Linked DNA regions of Homo sapiens: region 1 is linked to region 2. The links are chromatin loops, found by intact Hi-C in ENCODE. Cell type or tissue: psoas muscle. All regions are shown on one strand. Each heading gives the region's core, and the rest is flanking DNA. Links, peaks and the distances in the headings are about the cores only. Region 1 has its middle 22 kb from the start of OR10P1. Region 2 overlaps DGKA (diacylglycerol kinase alpha).

Region 1 (11,824 bases), core at 2,162-10,161, 280 kb before region 2:
TCTAATACAAGGCAGTCTCTTGTTTGTTTGGGTTATTTTTCTTTTTTAGGTTGCAAAAGTGTGTTAAAAACTCCAAAAAATATGTAAATATGTAATATATAAATAATATATAAATAAAATATGTAAAAATATGTAAATATAAAAAAGTGTAGGTAGCTTGCCCTCAAGGAGGGAAGACATAACCCCCTACTCCTTAAGTGTGGGCTACAGATAGTGACTTTCTAGACAGGAAAGGAAAAGAACAACTTTACCATACAGCAACCTGACAAACACACCACCTCAGGCAGGTGACTGTGGTCAACATTGACAGTGACAGCCCTTTATAAAACCACCAGATCTTGTGAGAACTTACTATCATGAGAATAGCATGGGGGAACCGCCCCCATGATTCAATTACCTCCCACGGGGTCCCTCCCACCACACGTGGTGATTATGGGAACTACAATTCAAGATAAGATTTGGGTGGGGACACAGCCAAACCATATCATTCCACCCCAGCCCCTCCCAAATCTCATGTACTCACATTTCCTCTATGGCCTTCCTCCCAAAATCCATAACCCCAGACTAATCATGATAAAAACATCAGATAAAGTGGAATAACAGGGCCAGGTGCGGTGGCTCACGCCTGTAATCCCAGCACTTTGGGAGGCCAAGGTGGGTGGATCACGAGGTCAGGAGATCAAGACCATCCTGGCTAACATGGTGAAACCCCATCTCTACTAAAAATACAAAAAAATTAGCCGGGCGTGGTGGCGGGCCCCTGTAGTCCCAGCTACTCAGGAGGCTGAGGCAGGAGAATGGCGTGAACCCGGGAGGCAGAGTTTTCAGTGAGCCAAGATTGCGCCACTGCACTCCAGCCTGGGTGACAGAGTGAGACTCCATCTCAAAAAAAAAAGAAAACAAAATTTCAATAACAGTGCACCCTAAAAACACCTAACTACTCTACTCCTTGAAATTGTCAAGATCATCAAAAACAGGAAAGTCTGAGAAATTAGGAAGACATGACAACTGGATGTAATATGTTATCCTGGATGGAATCCTGAAACAAAAAAAAAAGACATTAAATGAAAACGAAGAAAATCTGACTAAAGTACAGACTTGAATTAATAATAATGTATCAATATTGGTTCATTAATTGTGACAAATGTACCTACTAATTTAAGACAATAATAAAGGAAACTGGGTGTGGAGTATATGGGAATCACATGTACTATCTTAGCAATTTTTCTATAAATTCACAACTATTCTAAAACGAAATGTTATTCTTTAAACGTTTTTTGACATAGAAGTTTATAATGTATTGCTAAATGATAAAAAAGATTAAAAATATTAAATTTTCAATAAAATATGTATTCAGATCAATACATGACAGATAGATATATATACATCTGGATAAAATATGTATCTAGATGTATAAAATATATGTATTCAGATCAATAGATAATAGATAAATAGACACATACATACCAAAGTATTAACAATGATAAGCTCTAAGTGGAATGGATTTGGGTGTTCATTATGTTGTTTTGGTTTTATATTTTTATATTTGAGATCCACTAATCATACAATAGGAAAAAATAGTGTATAAAACATTTAAACAAAATGATAGAATGTTTTATTTTGATTTTTTTAAGAAAGGATATATACATATATATATATTTGTTTGTTTTGTTTTGTTTTTTTAAGTGGGCTCTGGGAACAGGGTTAGTCCATTAGGGCCTTCAGTGTCCTGGTGGTGATTTTGTCCTTCTCAGTGATGTGGACAATGACTCCCATGCCTGACACGGCATCCCGGTCCACAGCATTCAGCATGGCTTGGAAGATGGTTTCAAACAGCTGTTCTGGATCCATGTTGCACTCCCAGAGGGACTCGCACATTTCATATATTTGTTCTGCACAGGTGCCACTGACCATAAAGTCTTCAGTCACCATGGGTCAGCCAATGAGCTCTAGAGAGCAAATAAAGGGCTTAAAGGTCTTCAGGTCCAACCCAGCAATGACTGGCTCAGTATAGTAGGGGCCAAACGTTTCTCAGACAAGAGGCCTTGGCCACCATGCTCATAGGGTATAAGATTTGACTGCCGACCTTCCTTCAACTCACACAGGTTCAGCCGGAACTTGAGGCACTGGACAACTGTCTCGATGTCAGTGACGAGCCGGGCCAGATGGATATACAGCCGGTCACCCATGGGAAAGATCTGGAAGTCCGTGGTAACCATTTGGGCCTGGATCCCGAAGCGCCTGTCTGCAGCTATAGCCAAACAGCTCTTCTCCTTCATGGCCATGACGGCCCCTCGGTTATGGGACATAATAAACATAATTGTGGTATACTAGCAACCCTCCATCACCAGCGCAATTCCGGTAAACTGGGTCTAGCCTTCCCTTATTTTGACATTTTTAACGCCTATTTTTAACCAATTGTGCCTACTTTACGCCTTTAGAAATGTTTTATCAATAGTTTTATTTTGTAGTCCGCGTGTGGTGGCTCACGCCTGTAATCCCAGCACTTTGAGAGGCCTAGGTGGGAGGACGGCTTGAGCCCAGGAGTTCAAAACCAGCCTGAGCGCCGGGCGCGGTGGCTCACGCCTGTAATCCCAGCGCTTTGGGAGGCTAAGGCAGGCGGATCACGAGGTCAGGAGATTGAGACCATCCTGGCTAACACGGTGAAACCCCGTCTCTACTAAATATACGAAAAAAAAAATTCGCCGGGCGTGGTGGCGGGCTCCTGTAGTCCTAGCTCCTCGGGAGGCTGAGGCAGGAGAATGGTGTGAACCTGGGAGGTGAAGCTTGCAGTGAGCCGAGATCGCGCCACTGCACTCCAGCCTGGGCGACAGAGCGAGACTCCGTCTCGGAAAAAAAAAAAAAAAAAAAAAAAAAAAACAGCTGAGCAACATAGGGAACCCCGCCCCCCACCCGCCGCCGTCTCTACAAAAAAATACAAAAATTAGCTGGGTCGAGTGGCGGCACCTATGGTCCCAGCTACTCGGGAGGCTGAGATGAGAGAATCGCTTGAACCCAGGAGGTGGACGTTGCAGTGAGCTGAGATCGCGCCACTGCACTCCAGCCCATGCGACAGAGCCAGACACTGCCTCAAAAAAAAAAAAAGGAACTTGATCAATAGTGAATATTTCCCAATTGTCAATGCCCTTTTTTTTTTTTTTTTTTTTTGAGACAAAATCTCACTCTGTCTCCAGGCTGGAGTGCAGTGGCGTGATCTCCACTCACTGCAGCCTCCGCCTCCCGGATTCAAGCAATTCTCCTATTCTCCTGCCTCAGCCTCCTGAGTAGCTGGGACTACAGGTGCGCGTCACCACGCCCAGCTAATTTTTGTTATTTTAGTAGGGACAGGGTTTCACCATGTTGGCCAGGATGGTCTCAGACTCCTGACCTCGTGATCCGCCCGCCTTGGCCTGCCAAAGTGCTGGGATTACAGGCGTGAGCCGCCGCGCCCGGCCGTTAGTGCACATTTTTTAAATGCATGCGTGGTAGAAAGGCTACAAGCAGAACACAGAGTGCTAAGTACTTACATTGTTTCCAGCTTTCTGATGTTCAAAATTTCTGAAATTTCTGGTTAAGGTGAGTCAAAAATAAAAATAAGAAGGAGTAGAGTCTGAAAAATGGACCAAAAATTGAAGTTTTGTTTGCTTTTCCCAAAAATCTGCTGTTCTGGAGCCGGTTCAAATGGGGTCATATCGCCCCCGTGTGGTAAATCTCTGAACAGCCATGTTCAACAAGGCGTCCCCCGTCCCTGAGCTGCCTGGGAGACGGTAAAGGCGGTCTTGAACATCTTCTACTGGTCCAAACCCTTCATTCTGCACAGGAGGACGATGAAGTCGAGAAGAACTCATTTAGTTTACCCAAGATCAATTAGTGAATTAATGACTGAGCTAAGACCAGTAATAATATATATCATGTATGGGACACGGCACTGTTACATAAATCACCACCTGATACAAAGTTTAAATAATCCCACTCTGCTGATGAGGAAACTGGGGTGAGAGAAATGAAGTTCCTTGTTCGAGGTCACACAGCCCTACAGCAACAGAGCCAGACCCAAACTTAGTCTATCTGCCCCCTAAGCCAGTGGAACTAGACACTATAAACCCAGCCTCCAAACACAATGCCCACCCCACCTGTCTCTGTAACGTGTCTGCATCTGGGTCACAGAAAGAAGATGCCTTGGAGACACCTGCTCTTATTCCATCATGTGGCAGAAGAGGAAACAAAGGCAGAGAAGAATATGGTTTATCCACAGTCACTAAGGGTCAGAGCTGGGGCTTGATCCCATGACTCCAGGATGCTGGTGTAATGCTGTCTCTAGGACTGTTCCACCAGCCCATCTACTGCAAGTCTATGTGTGGATGTGTGCCTTGTGTTGAATGTGTCAAGGTCCGTGTGAGTGTGTGTGTGTGTGTGTGCATGCGCAGGACAATCCTACCCACAGAAAGAGTAGCCGGGAAAGCCCAGAGTAATCCCCACCAGTAAAGGTAGCTTTTCCAATCAGCACCTGTTCCACAGCAGAGCCATGAAGTCAGAGACAGGGATCAAAGTTTAGGGGAAGGAAGGGGCCATTGGTGATGTAAGGTACCACAACTGGGCCCCTGAGAGACTGAGGGTGCTTCCATGGGTGCAAGATCCCAGAGACTTACTTCACTGAAGTCCAGAGTGCAAAGCTCAGAGGGTCAAATAGGCCACCATGGGATCAGACATTGTACGAATAGGAAGAGTTTAAGCCACAAGCCTGCCTTCCCCAAGACAGAAGCCTCTTCCATGCTCCTGCCTCAGCAGCAGAACTCAGTGTCTCTACAGGGATCCTGGGGGAGGAACAGGCACATTGAGATAGGGGACAAAGATGGTGCAAGAAGTGGCCCTGGCAGGAGAGTGTCAAGCATGGCCAGAGATAGGGGCAGAATTTCCCTGATGCTCCCATGGCAGGGGCTCCCTAAGTGCCAATGAGCTCAAGCCACAGTACCTAAGGGCAAGGTGTGAGGCAGCACAGGACAGAGGCCACAGGTCCTGTGCAAATGTATACCCGTGCACAAGACAGTCCACTCTCACTCCAGATGGGACATCCTCCAAATGGAGAAGGAAGGAATGAAGGAAGTCAAGGTGAGGGAAAATGAACTGAAGAATAACATGAACATAAGAGAAAGGAGACCATGACCACAGAGGTCTACAAAGAAAAAACAACAAGAAAGGGGATCAGTGGCTGTTGGCCAACCCACAAAGTTAGAAGGTGAAACTGGCCTCAAGTTGTAGCTGAAGACATTGCAATTAGACCCAAGAAATTAGAATTGCAGTGGTCTCTTCCCTAGAGATCATGAAAACATATGAGGGAACAGAGCTGCTAGGAGAGGGGGCCCGAAGGTGGGCAGCACTGGGTGGTGTATTCCCACGTAAGTCTAGGGAAGCCATTTACCCTGAACCCTGCAACTTCTTGACTCTCCTGGGCCAAATTCCGGGGTCAGGGAGCGGTTATTTGTTTGGTTTTGGTTTTTTTTCTTGCAGAAAATGTGTGAGCAAAGATCTTACCTGTGCTAAGAGCTCCTGAGAGAGTACTTGAGACAGGGGACTGGGCTCTGTAAACCCCTGAGATCCTTTTCACTCTGAAAGTCTAAGCAATAAACTGTGTACATCCGAATGCAACGTAATGATTAACATGTACTTTCTCCCCACAGATGCTGGGTAAGTTTTAATTAATTCCCTGGGATCAGTCAAGTCTCTCTGTTTCCTTGAGGCCTGCTCCCCAGCTCCACAGCACCCAGTGCCTCTGCCACAGTCATTACCTGCTCCAAATAGGACCATCTCCATGAAGCACAACTGTAATCACAGCCATAATAATTCCACAATTATTTTTGTCCCTCAACATTTAAAAAAAGAAAAGATTTGCAGCCTAGCAATGAATAGAGCACTTGTGCAATTTCATTGCATCATCTCATTTGGCACTCACATCAACCCCAGAGATAAACCTAGCAGGTATTCATTAATACTCTGGTTTAGTGATAGTAAATTAAGGAGCCAGGTGACTCCTTAGTCACCAGGCCAAAGTCACTTGGCCAACAAGAGCAGAACTCAGACTTGAAACCTAGAAGCCTAATCCCCAGCTCCCAGTCCAGGACACTCCCTAATATACCACCCAGTCCTGCCCACCTGAGAGCCCCCTCTCCTACCAGGTCTGTTCCCACATCTGTTACTTATCCTCTGAAAGCCCAGCTTTTTCCACCACTAAAAGCCTGCAGTGTCCTGCACAGCAATCCAAGAACAGCTGATCTCCTCTAGGAACCCCCTACCTCCTCATACCCTGACTCCTCAGCACCTGCCCAGTCTCCTGGAGTGGGAAGTACACCCTATGGGGAGGTCACTGGTCCTTGCCCACAGACCTCACTATGCCTCTGTCATACCACCCACAACTCTTCCCGCCACTCCCGTCTCACAGCTAAGGAGAGACTCGCTGCTTATATTTATTTTTTCAGAGTCCTGTTGCACAGCATAAATAGCTTACCAAGACATGTAAAACACCATGAGATGGCAGGTATTAAAACTAGGAACAAATAAATACAAAGAAAAAAGAGACTTTAAAAAAGAAAGATGGAAATAGGGATCTAAAATCGCACCAGGAATGAACCTTAAAAATGTGAAATACAAGACCTGTACCCTTCCTAAGGGTGAGCCACAAGTCTGACTCAAAACTGTTCAGCAGCCAACCCAAAAAGGAAAGTCTGGTCCGTTCTGAAGTTCACGGTGTCCATGAGATAAAACAGACAGATGACGCAGGGAAGCACAACTATTCTTGGAACTGAGACCAGACAAAAGTTACTCCCAAGGACACTCCTAGAGAGATGACGGTGGTTCACAGCCTTACCGTTGCCCTGACGGTGAGTTTCCCAGGATGGATTCTAAGAGCCGCCCTCGACACAGGGGAGGCCCTGGCACTGAGGGACCTCTGTGGTTGTGGGAGAGAGAGGATGCACCATGACCCTGCTCTTTCCCGATGAGTTTGTTGTAAGGCAGGACTGTTCAACCTTGGTACTAGTGACATTAAGGCCAGATAATTCTTTGTTGTGGGGGCTGTTCTGTGCATTGTAGGATGTTTAGCAGCATTCCTGGCCTCTGCCCACTAGATGCCAGTAGCACCCTTCCCTCCAATTGTGATACCACAATGTCCCCAGATATGGCCAAATGTCCCCTGAGGGACAAAATTGCCCCCAGTTGAGAACCAATGATCCAAGAGTAGAAATCATTGTTTCTATTTTCCTTTTAACATAGAAAGGCAAAGAAGGAACATCTAGTTTTGTTTCTATTTTGTTACAGGTTTATTGAGGTACAATTTATATACTATAAAATCCACTCATTTAACATATACAATTTAGTGGTTTTTACTGTAGACACAGGATTATGCAACCATCATCACTGATTTTAGAACACTTGATCAATCCAAAAAGTAACTCTGTACCCCTTAGGAATCACTCCTCATTCTTCCTTCCTCCCAACCCCCAGCAATCACTACCATATGGTCTCTGTATGGATTTGCTTATTCTGGACATTTTGTACAAATAGAATCATGCAATGTGTGATCTTTTGTGACTGACTTTTTCACTCAGCTTGATGTTTTCAAGGTTCATCAATGCTGTAGCATGTTTTAATACTTCAATCCATTTATTGACAAATAATATTCCATTGTATGGCTATATTATTTTATTTATCCATTCTTCATTATATAGACATTTGTGTTGTGTAAACTTTGGGACCATTATGCATAATTCTACTATGAATGCTCATGTACAAGTTTTTGTGCAGACACATGTTTTCAGCTTTCTTGCGTGTATACCTAGGAACTGAATTGTTGGGTCAGATGGTAACTCTAGGTTTAATACTTTGAGGAACTGCTAAACAGTTTTCCAAAATGGCTGCATCACTTTATATTCTCACCAGCAATGAATGAGGGTTTCAATTTCTCCAGATCTTCATCAACACTTGTTATTGTCTTTATTTCAGCCATCCTAGTGGGAATGAATTTGTATCTCCTTGTGGTTTTGATTTCCATTTCCCAACGGCTAACAATGTTGAGCATCTTTCATGTCCTTATTGGCCATTTGTATATCTTCTTCGGAGAGGTGTCCGTTCAAATCCTTCTTTCATTTTTTGATTGGGTTATTCAACTCTTTGTTGTTGAGTTATATGACTGCTTTATGTATTCTGGATACAAGGCTCTTACTAGATATAATTTGCAAATATGTTCTCTGATTCCATGGATTATCTTTTTACTTTGTTGACGGTATCCTTAGAAGCACAAAAGGTTTTTTCGTGGGTTTTGTTTTTTGGTTTTTTTTGAGACAGAGTCTCACTCTGTCCCCAGTCTGCAGTGCAGTGGCCCGATCTTGGCTCACTCCAACCTCTTGGCTGGGTATGGTGGCTCATGCCTATAATCCCAGCACTTTGGGAGGCGGAAGTGGGTGGATCACTTGAGGCCAGGAGTTCAAGACCAGCCTGGCCAACATGGCAAAACCCCATCTCTATAAAAATACAAAAACTAGCAGGGCGTGGTGGTGCACACCTGTAGTCCCGGCTACTTGGGGGGCTGAGGTGAGAGGATCGCTTGAATATAGGAGGTGGAGGTTGCAGTAAGCCAAGATTGCACCACTGCACTCCAGCCTGGGTGATGGAGTGAGGCTGTGTCAAAAAAAGAAAAGAAAAAGAAAGAAAGAAAGAAAGAAAGAAAGAAAGAAAGAAAGAAAGAAAGAAAGAAAGAAAGAAAGAAAGAAAGAAAGAAAGAAAAGAAGAAAGAAAGAAAGAAAGAAAGAAAGAAAGAAAGGAAATCAAAAATAGAAAAACAATAGAGAAAAATCAACAAAATGAAAAGTTAGTTCTTTGAAAACATTAGCAAAGTTGACAAACTCTTAACTAGACTGACAAAGAAAAAAAAGAGAAAGAGTCAAATTACTTAAATCAGGAATGAAAGAGGGGACATCACTACTGATCTTACAGAATAAAGAGGATTATAAGGAAATATTATCTGTCTAGTAAGTCCAACGTCTGAGCTTTCTCAGAGAAACAAGCCTATTGATTGCTTTCTTTTTTATTTTTTTATTTTTTTATTTTTTTTTTTTTTTGAGACAGAGTCCCACTCTGTCTCCCAGGCTGGAGTGCAGTGGCACGATCTTGGCTCACTGTAACCTCTGCCTCCTGGGTTCCAGTGATTCTCTTTCCTCAGCCTCCTGAGTAGCTGGGATTACAGGCACATGCCACCATACTCGGCTGATTTTTTTCTATTTTTAGTAGAGACTGGATTTCACCACGTTGGCCAGGCTGGTCTCAAACTCCTGACCTCAGGTGATCCGCCTGCCTCAGCCTCCCAAAGTGCTGGGATTACAGGTGTGAGCCACCGCGCCTGGCCAACATTTTATTTTTTAATCATACTGTATTATCTTTGACTAAATGCAAAGACCTTTCCAACATGTCATCTAGAGACCATTTTACCCACTGCTCTGTTTGACCATCAATCAGTCTCTTGTCCCTCTCTTTGACAATGGTGAGGTGGATACATTTTCCTTGGGGAAGAGAAATCTATGATTTGTTGCCTTTGCCAATAACAAAAATGTTGGAGAGCTGGGTGGCAAAGCTGTTGCCACTGGCATCTTTCACAGAAACCACAATATTTTAAGTAATACACTGTGGCAGCTTCAGAAATCAGATTCCTACTCCCTCAGGACTTTTTGTTGTTGCTGTTTGTTGTGGCTGCTGCTACTGCTATTGCTGCTCTCGTATGTGTATTTGTTTAGTGACTTTCCTGGACTAAGTCTGTAAATTGTGTATTCTTTGTCAGGTGTGTCTGCTTGGTTAGCTTAGCAGTCAGCTAATGCCGAAACAGAGATTTCCTTAAATGCCTTTGACCATTGAATCTCCCACCCTTTGTTGAGGAGTGTGTGTGTGCATGTGAGTGTGCGTGCGTGTGCATGTGTGTGTGTGATGCCTTCAATACTCCAATTACTCTGACCTAGGCTTCACTTGCTGCTTGCACAGGGCTTTAAGGTGAGCCAGAAGTGAGAGGTGCACAGCCTTGCACATGTGTGTTGCCTTCTAGACCCCCAGGAATAAGTAAGAGCTTTCCAAGCCCCCTATGAACATCCCCAGATTTTCTCTGTAAGATTTTGGCCAGCCTGATTTTGCCCCAGTGTGTATCACTATCTCAGGCAACTGCAATTCTTAAATTGCCACTGATTATTTTACCAATGCTCTGGGGAAAGGGCTTTCCTCAGTGACCAAATAAAGATAAGCCCTATGAATGAGGCTTTTCCAGGGATCTTCTAGACATGTCGAATAGTGACAATTCTCTGGCAACCAGGTCTTTGGGGATCTTGAAACCCACTCTACCACCTCCAATGGCTGCTAGACCTCTGGTTTTCAGTGACTCTGGTTCCAAGGCTGCTGGTTTCAAGGCCACCATAGAGCTGGGAAGAAGGGGTGGAAACAGGACAAGTTAAAACACCACAAACCTCACCGTTCTTACAAGAGCCAGCCACTTTTCTTGAAAAAACTCTTAAGGTTGTTGTAAGCCTTTGGTTAATTTCTAGAGTTCTGAAAAACTTGATATTGACAATTTTTGCCAATGTTCTTGCTGCTCTTACAGAAGAGCAGATTTTCAGAAGTGTTTTTCCACCATTCTAGAAGTACTTTCTCCTGGTATTATGTTTTAACCACACTTCCTCAAGAGTCCCCCAGGGACTCGGGAGAGAGTGAGTCCTGAAGAAACAACCCAACAATCAAATGTAGATTGGTGGAGGCATTATGGAAAACTGTGTGGAGGTTCCTAAAGAATTAAAAATAGAGCTATCTGCAGGGTGCAGTGGCTCATGCCTGTGATCCCTGACTCTTGGGAGGCTGAGGTGGTAGGATTGCTTTAAGGCCTGGAGTTCAAGACCAGCCTAGGCAACCCCATCTCTATTTCTTAATTTAAAAAAAAAAAAATACAACCATCTCCTCTGGGTCTTTGTAGTCAGAAAAAAAAAATTTTTTTCAGGATCTTTAACTTTGTCAGCAGCTACTGAGCTACAGAATACAAACCAACCGAAAACATTAAAGAAAGGCTGCTTGAAACAGATATGTACAGGTATACTACACAGAAGCAAAACCTGTATCATCCAATCCCAAAGCCACCCCTGTGGGGAAGGATGGCCTTAGCTATGGGCCAAAGGAGTATGGAAGTTACAACATAAGAGTCCCGTCCATCCAGGAAAGCAGTGAACAACTACAGCAGCATGGGCACCAAAAGTTTATCTGACATTAGTTTTTTGTTTGTTTGTTTGTTTGTTTTGAGACAGAGTCTCGCTCTGTCGCCCAGGCTGGAGTGCCGTAGTGTGATCTCGGCTCACTGCAAGCTCTGCCTCCCGGGTTCACACCATTCTCCAGCATCAGCCTCCTGAGTAACCTGGGACTACAAGTGCCCGCTACCACGCCCGGCTAATTTTTTGTATTTTTAGTAGAGACGGGGTTTCACCATGTTAGCCAGGATGGTCTCGATCTCCTGATCTTATGATCCGCCCGCCTCAGCCTCCCAAAGTGCTGGGATTACAGGCGTGAGCCACCGCACCCAGCCCTGAGATTAGTTTTAAAGGTTTAAAGGTTCAAATGAAAATAGGTACCCCTCTTCCTGTAGGCTTTCCAGCTCACTACCCAAAAGACTTGAGTACTTGTATTAAGGCAGCTGGAAGCCCACCCTGGACTTGAATGGCAACTTGTCCTTTCTCAGCCGGTAATGCAATCCAACAGAATATGCCACAGGGTAGATAGGAATTTCCACAGTGCTGCCCTCTGGTAAAAGGGAAAC
Region 2 (11,824 bases), core at 1,227-9,226:
TAGTACAATAATAACTAGCATTTCTTGTAGGCCTCCTAAATGTCAGGCATTGTATGAGTGACTTTTCATATATTGTTTTACGTAAGCCACACAACTGTGAAAAATGGTTCTCATTCTCCCCATTTTGCAGATATAACTTCCCCAAGTCACACAGTGGTATCAGAGCTAAGAATGGGACCCAGATATGACTGATCTAGTTCTGTTCCAAAACCGTGCTGTATTATATTAACGTAAGATATGTTATTATCATTACTGAATCAAGGAAAGTCGCCCACTGCACCTTGGTCCCTGGATCCAGTAGCCAAAACCTGGGGCTCCCTAAGCACTGCTGACCTAGCGGAGTGGAAGGAAGTTCCCAGGAGCCGAGACACTAGCACTCGGCTCCATCGTCCCAGGACTGGGAAACACTAGATCTGTTGGCAGCAGAAGTTGGATTATAGTCATTGAAAAGTGCCAGATGGGTAGAGTCCTTTCTCTAGGATGTCAGTATCCCAGAACCCTCTTCTGAGGAAGAGACTCTGTGGGTACCCAGAGTCTCTTCCCCTGCCTCTTCCCTACCCCGCGCCTAGTTCCCCACCCTTCCCTAGTGGAGCTCCGCGGAACGCAGTCCAGGCGGGGCCGGGGCTAGGGACCTTGCCAGAGCTGGTTCTGTGTCGCGCGTCAGAAGCGCTAGAGGTCGTTGCGTGGCGTGGGTGGCTCGGGGAGTGGGTGGCTGAGCGGAGCTGGGGTCCCTGGCCAGAGGCGGAACAAAATGGGGTCATGGCCAGGAAGACGCGCTAACGCAGTAAGAGTCACTCAGAGGGCCGGAACTGCCGGAACTGCCGAAGACCCGAGATGGGAGAGAGCTCAGGATGGGGAGAGTCTGCAGAGATTGACGATGGTGGAAGAAAGCGCAGAAACAGACAAGGGACACACCCACAGAAACATATATAGACTGAGAAAGCCGGGTGCGGGTGGGAAGGTGAGGGTGGTCAGATGAATCAAGATAGGTTGGGGGAGAGGGAGAAGGATCCAGAAATGGAGAGACAGAGATGAGTCAGAGAAACAGAGACAGAGGACAGACACTGTCAGGGAAGGTAGAGGCATAGGGAAGAGGGACACAGGGAAAGGAAGATGTTTAGGGAGGGACTAGGAGAGAAGGAAAGAACAAAAAATAATAGTGGGAGTAGAGACAGAATGGAACAGACAGAAGAAAAGACACCCAGACAGCTGGCTCTTCCCACTGTACGCTCTGTCACCTTTCCCCAGGCCTACCCTCTGAAGAGGTCCAAGCAACGGAAGTACTACTACGAAGCTGCCTTTCTGGCCATCCTTGAGAAAAATAGACAGATGGCCAAGGAGAGGGGCCTAATAAGCCCCAGTGATTTTGCCCAGCTGCAAAAATACATGGAATGTGAGTCTTCCTGTCAGGCCTTCAGTTCTGGAGACCCTGCCCCAGAGAATCCCTCCTCCTCCTCATTACACCCCCTGCCCCCCAGCTTCCTCAGTGGCTTTGAGCAGTGTGCTGCTCAGATGTGCCCATGACTGGAAATGGGAGGAGTGGGAGATGGGGAGATGTCAGAAAAAGATCCGGATCTACCACAGTCTAACTGGGCTGCATTGTGCAAGGTCTCGGCTCTCTACCCACCTTCGCTATACCTGGACTGCTTGCTCCAGCTCTCAGAGAAGAGGAGTAAAGAGTGGTACTGTTTTGGAGGATCTGAAATATTTTTCCCTCTGTATTTCTGTGTTTCTTCTTGGAATTTCTTCATCTCATTTGAATCTTTTTTCCTGCTGGATTTCTCTGGCAAGAGAACTCAGCTGGACTAATAATGCTGTTCTCTTACTCTCTCTACACCCTAGACTCCACCAAAAAGGTCAGTGATGTCCTAAAGCTCTTCGAGGATGGCGAGATGGCTAAATATGTCCAAGGAGATGTGAGTGGCAGCTGGGAAATCTTCTTCTTGATCAACTCTTCCCATCTTTGTTTTTGATCCCCAACTTCCAGGAATTATTCTGGGCCTGCCCCTCACTATCCCCTCTAGAGATACCCTAGTGTCCATTGTCACTCTGACTATTGCTTTAGGATAAAACAAGGGATTCTATTAACTCAGGACTTAATCAAAGAAACCATACTCCTGCCTCAGATGCTTCTCAGCTCTGCATTTATTATCCCTGTCCCCGCTACTCCCAATTCTTCAGCCCCAGCTCTGACCTTGCAGACTCCCCAGGATAATGCTCACTCTCATTATAGGCCATTGGGTACGAGGGATTCCAGCAATTCCTGAAAATCTATCTCGAAGTGGATAATGTTCCCAGACACCTAAGCCTGGCACTGTTTCAATCCTTTGAGACTGGTCACTGCTTAAATGAGACAAATGTGACAAAAGGTATGGTCAAGCAGGTAGGACTGGGCTAAGCCTCTGGCAGAAAAATCAAACTAGTATGGATTTGGGGTTGAGAATTAACTTGAGTCACACGTTGTGCAGGTTGGGGGAAATTGGTGGAGAATAGTCAGGCTGGTCTAGGAGCTAAAGGGAGGAAAGGTAAAGGGGAAAGGTAAGTCGAGGGCAGTGGCTCACACCTGTAGTCCCAGCACTTTGGGAAGCTGAGGTGGGAGGATTGCTTGAGGCCAGGAGTTCAAGGTGCAGTGAGCAGTAATCATGCCACTGCACTCCAGCCTCAGTGACAGAGCAAGACCCTGTCTCTCAAAAAAATCAGTAAATCTTTTTTTTAAAAAAAGGGAGAGGTGGGACAAACAAAGGATAAAACATGAGCCAAAGTGGAGGGAGCCCTGACTTCTGATCTGCTTTTTTGTAACCAGATGTGGTGTGTCTCAATGATGTTTCCTGCTACTTTTCCCTTCTGGAGGGTGGTCGGCCAGAAGACAAGTTAGAATGTGAGTTGCCCTTCTGAAGTGAGGTGGCAGGGCAGTGAAGGGAGAGAGAGGTGTTTCCCATCCTCCTTTCCCTTATTCCTTCAGGATTCCTAAAGGCTGACAGGTCTAGACAAAGGTGGGGCCAGAGAATGAGCCCATTTCCTGTGTTCTCCCAGACTATTTATACCTAATACCCTTCACCATAGTCACCCCAGTACCCATGTCTTGTGCATTCCCATGTAGGCGGCCTAGGATGTCCTTGGGATATGGATTATGTATTGTCTCCCCTGACACATTCACTGAGGGTAGAGTCCATGCCTGTTTTCCTTTCCTTTTTGTCTCTCTCTCAGTCCCATCCCAGGCTCTAGGCTTCTCACCCAAAAGCTCTCTCCCTGTCTCTTTGTTTCCCCCATATTCTGGTATGAATTCTTTGGGTATCTCTCACAAACTGACCCTGGCCCCCCTAAAACACCCCACAGTCACCTTCAAGCTGTACGACACGGACAGAAATGGGATCCTGGACAGCTCAGTGAGTTGGGGACCCTGTATGCTGGGCAAGGGAATATGTGTTAATTTGTCTGCACCCTCCTGCCCCAACTCTTCCAGGGTCTTAAGAAACAGAAGAGGATGGGGGGAGAGGTTGAGTCCTCTAGGACTAAATTTGAAAGTAAGTCCCAAGCTCTTGACCCCTCAAAGAGAATGCTGGATACATGAATTGGGTCTGCCTTACAAACATACAAACACATTTATTTACTTGGCAGACATACCTGAGAATGAGAGGTGTGAATCTGGGGTGGAACCCAGGAACACTGATTTCTGGAAAAGAGTTTGGATGGTGGTAGTAAAGGGGATATGGCTGTGGCTCTTGCCCTTTTTGCTCCAGGAAGTGGACAAAATTATCCTACAGATGATGCGAGTGGCTGAATACCTGGATTGGGATGTGTCTGAGCTGAGGCCGGTAAGGCAGCTCTTCCTTCATGTCCCTTCTTGTACCTTCTTCCCTGGTGAGTCCTGCATCTGCCTTACTTCATCTCTGACAGGCAACCTGGTTCCCTTGGCTAGGATGGCTGGGCTGGATATCCTAAGAGGCAGTGGAGAGGTGTTGGGTCTGAAGACCCACTCATACTGAAAGTCCCTTTCCACTCTGTGCTCAGATTCTTCAGGAGATGATGAAAGAGATTGACTATGATGGCAGTGGCTCTGTCTCTCAAGCTGAGTGGGTCCGGGCTGGGGCCACCACCGTGCCACTGCTAGTGCTGCTGGGTCTGGAGATGGTGAGTAGGAGAGACTTTGGGGGATGAGTAAGACAGCCTTGGGTTATGCTTGCCCGGATTGGCCCTGTAAGGGCTTTGACACTCCCTAGCATCTACTGTGCCTTCCTAGACTCTGAAGGACGACGGACAGCACATGTGGAGGCCCAAGAGGTTCCCCAGACCAGTCTACTGCAATCTGTGCGAGTCAAGCATTGGTCTTGGCAAACAGGGACTGAGCTGTAACCGTGAGTAATGGGAGCTGGGAGGTAGGGGAAGAGGGTCAGCCCAGCTATCTGTGGGAGCTTGATGCTGTAAACTTAGAAAAGACCTAGGTTTGAATCCTGGGCTCTGCCACTGACTAGTTATGTGACCTTGGGAAAGCCACATCACTTCTTTAAGCCTTAGTTTCCTCAACTGAAAATGAGGTAATTGTGAGCATTAAAAAAGTTGGTGCAAGAAAAGTGCTTCAGATGGTGCATGCACATACTATAAAATGCAATAAAAAATATCTATTATGATTACTGTTGCTGTTAGACCTGGGCCTCCCAAGCATTATCCAGCTCAGTTCCTGCCTGGCACATGGATGGTGTGGGGCAGGCATGCAGTAGCAGCTGATCTTTTAGGAGGAAGAGTAAGGAAAAGGCGTGGGTTTTGGAGGTGGGCACTTCACCCCGAACTTTTATTCTGCTACACCCTCAAGCAAGGGATCACATATCTGATCCTGCCTCACCCTCAGGTAAGAAGGAAATAGGGGGAGAGGCTCAGCTAAGCCTCCCAACTTCTTCCTTCTCCCTCAGTCTGTAAGTACACTGTTCACGACCAGTGTGCCATGAAAGCCCTGCCTTGTGAAGTCAGCACCTATGCCAAGTCTCGGAAGGACATTGGTGTGAGTGATCTCATGCCTCCACCCCCAACATCACCTACATCCTGGCCCTGGCCCTGGCCCTTGGCCCATTGCTGCCCTCAGCCCCTCCCTCCCCTAGGTCCTGCTCAGACCCTGCCAGACAAGGAACTGCCTTTCTCCCCAAGGTCCAATCACATGTGTGGGTGCGAGGAGGCTGTGAGTCCGGGCGCTGCGACCGCTGTCAGAAAAAGATCCGGATCTACCACAGTCTGACCGGGCTGCATTGTGTATGGTGCCACCTAGAGGTCAGTTTGGGAGCCATCCCTTCTGGGTGCGTCTTACCCCGCAGAGCTGCCTTCTCCACGGGCCTCCGGCCACACCTCCTTTACAGGCACAGTTGCCCCTGCTCCCAAGGGCTCTTTCCAGCCCAGACTGCCAGGTTGAGAGGAGACAGGGTTACCTTCGTGATCTCTCTGTGCCCACCTCGTCTTTCAGATCCACGATGACTGCCTGCAAGCGGTGGGCCATGAGTGTGACTGTGGGCTGCTCCGGGATCACATCCTGCCTCCATCTTCCATCTATCCCAGTGTCCTGGTGAGACCCTCGGCAGCAGCGGGGAGGGGACAGGAGTGCCTCCCCGATTTCCCACACGCACAGAGTGGCATTTAGAATAGAGAGCTCATACTTTTAGGATTCAAGTCAGACCCCTCTATTTAGGGATTCATGCACAATACAGCTTTTCTTCCCTCTACTTTCTTCCCCTCCCAGGCCTCTGGACCGGATCGTAAAAATAGCAAAACAAGCCAGAAGACCATGGATGATTTAAATTTGAGCACCTCTGAGGCTCTGCGGGTACAGGGCTGAGAGTCTTGGGCTTCATGATGGGGGCAGGTTTTTCACTGGAGCCCTCATGGGTGGGAATGAAGTGGGAGAGCCTGGTGGGGAGCGGTTGATGCTCACTCTCCAGAAACTCCACCATGGTAGGGGAGGGAAGGGGAGGGAAACAGGAGGGAGGGGGGAAATATCTTGGTGGAATGCTAGCCCTCTGCCCCTGTCTCCTGGGCCCACCTTAACTCTGACAAAATCCTGCTTTCTTTGTCCTTATTTTCTTCCCCCAATGCAGATTGACCCTGTTCCTAACACCCACCCACTTCTCGTCTTTGTCAATCCTAAGAGTGGCGGGAAGCAGGGGCAAAGGTGAGGAGAAATATATTGGGTCTTCTAAGATGAGAGGCAGGGCCTGCCTGCAACACTTAGAAGGTGGAAGGGGATGTGTGTGTCTGGAGGGGCATACCTTGAGGAACACACAAAGAGGGTGAGGTTCAGAAGATCACCCCCAACCCCCGCGCCTGCCATGAACTTTTCTTTTTCCCACACACAGGGTGCTCTGGAAGTTCCAGTATATATTAAACCCTCGACAGGTGTTCAACCTCCTAAAGGATGGTCCTGAGATAGGGTGAGCACAGGTTAGGGACTGTATCACAGTGTTTTCGTGGGTCTGTGTATCTGTATATGTTAGGAGAGTGCAGGAAAGAGTGCAGATTGGGAGAGGAGGGCTAGAGATCCCCAAGAGGCCAGAATTCAGAATATTTCCTTCCCTAGGGTCACTGGGTATCCCATCCTCCGAGCTCTCTGGCCCATCTTTGTCCTGCTCTCAAAGAATGAAGATCCAATTTTTCCCTAACCACTGAGGAGTGGCTATAACTTTCCCCATTGTTCTTTTCTGTGACCTTCATAGAAACTCAAGTCTTTTGACAAAAAGGAGGAGGGTCCTACGGAATGAGAGACAAGAAGCAATCTGCCTGCTCAGGACTTGGGTAGCCTCAGTCCTGTTATCCTTCTTCATATTCTCTCTCCCCTTTGTCTCAGGCTCCGATTATTCAAGGATGTTCCTGATAGCCGGATTTTGGTGTGTGGTGGAGACGGCACAGTAGGCTGGATTCTAGAGACCATTGGTCAGTGCAGGGAGGGGCGTGGGGAAGGTATTGGGGTCGTAGTCTTGCAGAGCTAACTCACTCCATCCTTCTCTTCACCTGCCTCCGCAGACAAAGCTAACTTGCCAGTTTTGCCTCCTGTTGCTGTGTTGCCCCTGGGTACTGGAAATGATCTGGCTCGATGCCTAAGATGGGGAGGAGGTAAGTGGTTAGAAATTGTTTTGCTGTAGGCTGAGAGGAGTTGTGTAGGAAGGGAAAGGCACTTAGAGAAGAAACTAGGCATCTGGTATGGAAAGGATTGGGGAAGAAGAGGGGCACAGACAGGTGGATACAAAAGTGGAATGTCCAAAAAGAAGAGAGCTTTGGAAGAAGCAGGGACCACAATCTGAACCTAGAAGGGTCAAGGGTGATAGTCCCCTTTCCTGTAAATATTTTTATGTTTCTCCCAACCAACTCTTATGGCTCAGAGAATCAAGGAATATGGGGGTGGGGAACAATGTGTGAATAAGGAAGGTTGTATAAGAGCTAAGCCAGATGCTGAATGATGGAGCTAGCAGGTCATGACTCATTCACTCATTCAAACAATTAACCAGGTAGTCATTAATTAATTCACTATGATTTCTTTCAGAGTATTGCAATAGTCTCCTAACTGCTCTCCCATTTCTAATCTCTTATGCCTTTCAAACAGAAGGAGTTTGAGGGATGGTATTGGTAGATAAAGAGGTCAGTGTAGGGCAGATTGTGTTTGAGGAATCTTGGAGTTGAGGTTATTGGGTTCAGGGTCCAGCTCTAAGATCTTGCTGGAGATCTTAGGGAATAGAGATCTGCTAAGGGCAGCGGAAGGCATTCTAGGTGGAGGAAGTAGTGTAAGGCCAGAGGAGCCACCAAACAACATGGTGGTGCATTGGGGGAACTGTAAGTCATTCATCATGATTGGGACATAGGGTGAAAGGTGGAAAATGTGGAGAGGGAAGACTAGTTGAGCAGAGTCCAGATGATGGAGGGTTATGAATACTGTGCCAGGGAGTTTTTAATTTTATCCTGTCAGAGATTGCAAGCTGACAGCCCACAGTAATGATTTTGTGTTGTTTTGTATTAGTTGCCTTGCAGTGTTTTCAATTTCTTTGTACTTGATTATTTCTAAGTGGGACATGTATTCTTCAGTTTATCACAATCCCCTTGGCTCCCTGCTAGTCACTTATTCACTTTCCCTTTCTTTTTTTTTTTTCTTGAGATGGAATCTCGCTCTGTTGCCCATGCTGGAGTGCAGTGGTGCCATCTCAGCTCACTGCAACCTCTGCCTCCCAGGTTCAAGTGATTCTCCTGTCTCAGCCTCCTGAATAGCTGGAAATACAGGTGTGTGCCATCACGCCCTGCTAATTTTTGTATTTTTAGTAGAGACGAGGTTTCACCATGTTAGCCAGGATGGTCTTGAACTCCTGACCTCAAGTGATCTGCCCACCTAGGCTTCCCAAAATGTTGGGATTACAGGTGTAAGCCACCATGCCCAACCCACTTTACCATTCAAGCCACTCAGGTATTTGAGTGTGCAATCCCTGAACTATGAGCAAACTCTTTTTTTTTCTTTTCTCTTTTTTTTTTAACTCAATCAAACAAGCAGCAGTGAGGGGGAACTCGATGTAAGTAAAAGATGTAACTAAAAGAACAAATAGGAAGAAATATCTCTGAGTGCTCATTATAACTTGTTTTATATATAGACATATAACCAATTCTTTGACCAGTTTTCAGATCCTCAACATCTGACTTCTTCATTTATAATATTAGATATTTTGAAATTACATATTTTATGTCTTCCCTGTATTCTGCAAACAAAAATCAAGTTAGCATAAACAAGCAAACAAGTTAGCAGAAAACATTGCAGTTTTCTGCTAACTCAACCTGAATCATGACAATAAGGATATAAATGTAGCACTAATGAAAATGTATGTTGGGCTGGGCACGGTGGCTGATTCCTGTAATCCCAACACTTTGGGAGGCCAAGGTCAGAAGATCGCTTTAAGCCAGGAGCTGGAGACCAGCCTGGACAACAAAGTGAGACCAAGTCTCTACAAAATATTTTTTAAAAAATTAGCTGGGCATGGTGGCACGCACCTGTAGTCCCAACAACTCAGGAGGTGGAGGCTGGAGGATTCCTTGAGCCCAGGAGTTTCAGGCTGCAATGAGCTATGATTGGGCCACTGCACTCAATCCTGGCTGACACAGTGAGATCTCATCTCTAAAAATAAATAAACACACAAATAAATAGCCAGGCATGGTGGCACATGCCTATAGTCCCAGCTGAGGCTGAGGCGGGAGGATTGCTTCAGCTGAAAAGATCGAGGCTGTAGTGAGCCATGATTGCACCACTGCACTCCAGCCTGGGCAACAGTGTGAGACTTTAAATTAAAAAATAAAAAGGAAAACATGTTGACACTGAAAAAATCATAAGGTTCGAAGAGGGGGGATTGAAGGGATTATCACTATGGGAGCTCTGTGGAAGATGGATTGTAGGAAGGAGACAGAATAGGAAATTACCTGTTTGCAGTAGTCCAGACAAGAGATGATGAATACAGAAGCCAAGGCAGCAGCAGTGGAGTTAATGAGGTAGAAGCCACAGCTCTGGATAACTGATAGGTTGTGGAGAAGGAGGTAGAGAAAAGTCTAGGACATTTCCTAGGTTTGTGGATTCAGCAGATGGAGGTGGCATTTATTTATTCATTTATTCATTTATTTATTTTTATTTATTTATCTTTTTGAGACAGAGTCTCATTCTGTTGCCTAGACTGGAGTGCAGTGGCACAATCTCAGCTCACTGCAACTTCTACCTCGCAGGTTCCGGCGATTCTCCTGCCTTACCCTCCCGAGTAGCTGGGATTGCAGGTGTCCACCACCACATCCAGCTAATTTTTGTATTTTAAGTGGAGACGAGATTTCACCATGCTGGCCAGGCTGGTCTCGAGCTCCTGACCTCAGGTGATCCGCCCACCTCTGCCTCCCAAAGTGCTGGGATTATATGCGTGAGCCACCGTGCCCAACCTTGGGGTGGCATTTATTAAGACAGGGAATATAGGAGGAAGACCAGTTTAAGGAAGAAAAATTCAGTTTGGGGCAGGTGGAGATGTTGTGGTGGGTGGTTAGAAATACATGTCAGGAATTTAGGAGAGAAGTCAAATATTTTAGGAGATACATGTTTGAGAGTCATCTGCTCCTAGGTGGTAATTGACATTCTGAAAGTAGCTGAGATTACCCAGAGAAAGAGGTAAGAGAAGGTGAACAAAGACAGCAAGATCCTGGTAAACACCCTATTTAACAGTTGAGCAGAGGAAGAGGAGTTATTAAAGGGTCTGCATTAGCGTCCCATTGCTGCTGTCGCCAATTACCACAAACAGTGGCTTAAAGCAACACAAATTTATTGTCTTACAGTTCTGGATGAGAGAAGTCCAAAATGGGTCTCACTAGGCTAAAATCAAGGTGTTGGCAGGGCTGAGTTCTTTTCTAGAGGCTCTAGGGAATAATCCTTTGCTTTTTCTAGTTTCTACAGGCTGTCTGCATTCTTTGGCTCAAGGTCCCCCTTCCAACCAGTGGTCTTATCACTCCAACCCCTGCTTCCACAGTCACATCTCCTTTTACAACTCTTTTCTCCTGCCTTCCTCTTTCACTTATAAGGACCCCTGTGATTACATTGGTACCACCCAGATGATCCAGTATGATCCCCCATCTCAAAATCCTCATTTTTTTTTTTTTTAAGACAGAGTCTCCCTCTGTTGCCCAGGCTGGAGTGCAGTGGCACAATCTCGGCTCATTGCAACCTCTGCCTCCCTGGCCCAAGCAATTCTCATGTCTCAACCTCCCAGGTAGCTGGGCTTACAAGCCTATGCCAACACACCGGCTAATTTTTGTATTTTTAGTAGAGACAGGTTTCACCGTGCTGCCCATGCTGGTCTCGAACTCCTGACCTCAAGTGAACCACCTGCCTCAGCCTCCCAAAGTGCTGAGATTACAGGCGTGAGCTACCATGCCTGGCCCAGAATCCTCAATTTAAATGTATCTGCAAAGTCTCTTTTTCCATGTAAGGTAACATTCACAGTTTCTTTTTTTCTTTCTTCTTCTTTTTTTTTTGTTTTTGAGAGGGAGTTTTGCTCTTGTTGCCCAGGCTGGAGTGCAATGGCACGGTCTGGGCTCAATACCACCTCTGCCTCCCAGGTTCTAGCGATTCTCCTGCCTCAGCCTCCCTAGTAGCTGGGATTACAGGCATGTGCTACAACACCTGGCTAATTTTGTTTTGTTGTTGTTGTTGTTGTTGTTGTTTTTGGAGATGGAGTCTCACTCCATCGCACAGGCTGGAGTGCAGTGGCGCGATCTCAGCTCACTGCAACCTCTGCCTCCCAGGTTCAAGTGATTCTCCGGCCTCAGCCTCCTGAGTAGCTGAGATTACAGGCGTGCGCCATCACAACTGGCTAATTTTTGTATTTTTAGTAGAGACAGGGTTTCGCCATGTTGGCCAGGCTGGTCTCAAACTCCTGACCTCAGGTGATCCACCCGCCTCGGCCTCCTAAAGTGCTGGGATTACAGGCGTGAGCCACCTCACCCAGCAATATTCACAGTTTCTTGAGATTAAGATGTGGACATCTTTGAGAAGCTAGTATTCTGCCTACCACAAAGACTAAAAAGGAATAGTCAAAGAGAAAGGAAAGTCCCTCTGTAACCGAGAGAGTGATATTTCAGAGGTTAAGTGAAGACTTTCAAGAGTTAAAATGAGAACGAAAGATACACTGTTGGCAGGAGTCATTGGCAATCTTTGCCAAAAAAGTTTCAGCAGGGTGGGATGGGCAAAAGGTAAATTACAGTGGATTGAACCCTCAGTGGAGTGTGAGGAAGTGGAGACTTTTTTTCTTTTTCTTTTTCTTTTCTTCCTTTCTTTCTTTTTTTTTTTTTT

What was found. Peaks named below come from ENCODE experiments on the same cell type or tissue, not always from the same donor. Only the 100,000 strongest peaks of a DNase experiment are listed, where the experiment ranks them.
Region 1: it touches region 2 in a loop (3.0-fold over the local background); 4 of 110 quality-filtered maps call a loop at or near these places.

What each region holds. Positions count from the first base shown.
Region 1 is chr12:55,652,851-55,664,674 of GRCh38, forward strand. It overlaps the pseudogene PSMB3P1. Among named protein-coding and RNA genes, the nearest start is that of OR10P1, 22 kb to the left of the region's middle. RefSeq lists enhancers at 3,474-3,553, 3,643-9,046, 3,674-3,803. In psoas muscle, for the core only: CTCF peaks have their summits at 3,704 (motif pointing left) and 7,136 (motif pointing right); a DNase peak (open chromatin) is centred at 6,898; H3K27ac peaks cover 2,015 bases.
Region 2 is chr12:55,935,175-55,946,998 of GRCh38, forward strand. DGKA (diacylglycerol kinase alpha) reads left to right here. Exons shown (of 24, transcript NM_001345.5): 2 at 1,249-1,393; 3 at 1,843-1,916; 4 at 2,234-2,369; 5 at 2,804-2,878; 6 at 3,337-3,386; 7 at 3,741-3,815; 8 at 4,012-4,131; 9 at 4,241-4,355; 10 at 4,908-4,996; 11 at 5,140-5,259; 12 at 5,450-5,548; 13 at 5,723-5,806; 14 at 6,078-6,151; 15 at 6,336-6,410; 2 more. The coding sequence starts at 1,330. Among named protein-coding and RNA genes, the nearest start is that of DGKA, 9.9 kb to the left of the region's middle. RefSeq lists enhancers at 4,766-5,266, 5,267-5,767, 5,387-5,476. In psoas muscle, for the core only: a CTCF peak has its summit at 5,265 (motif pointing left); a DNase peak (open chromatin) is centred at 5,207; H3K4me3 peaks cover 705 bases.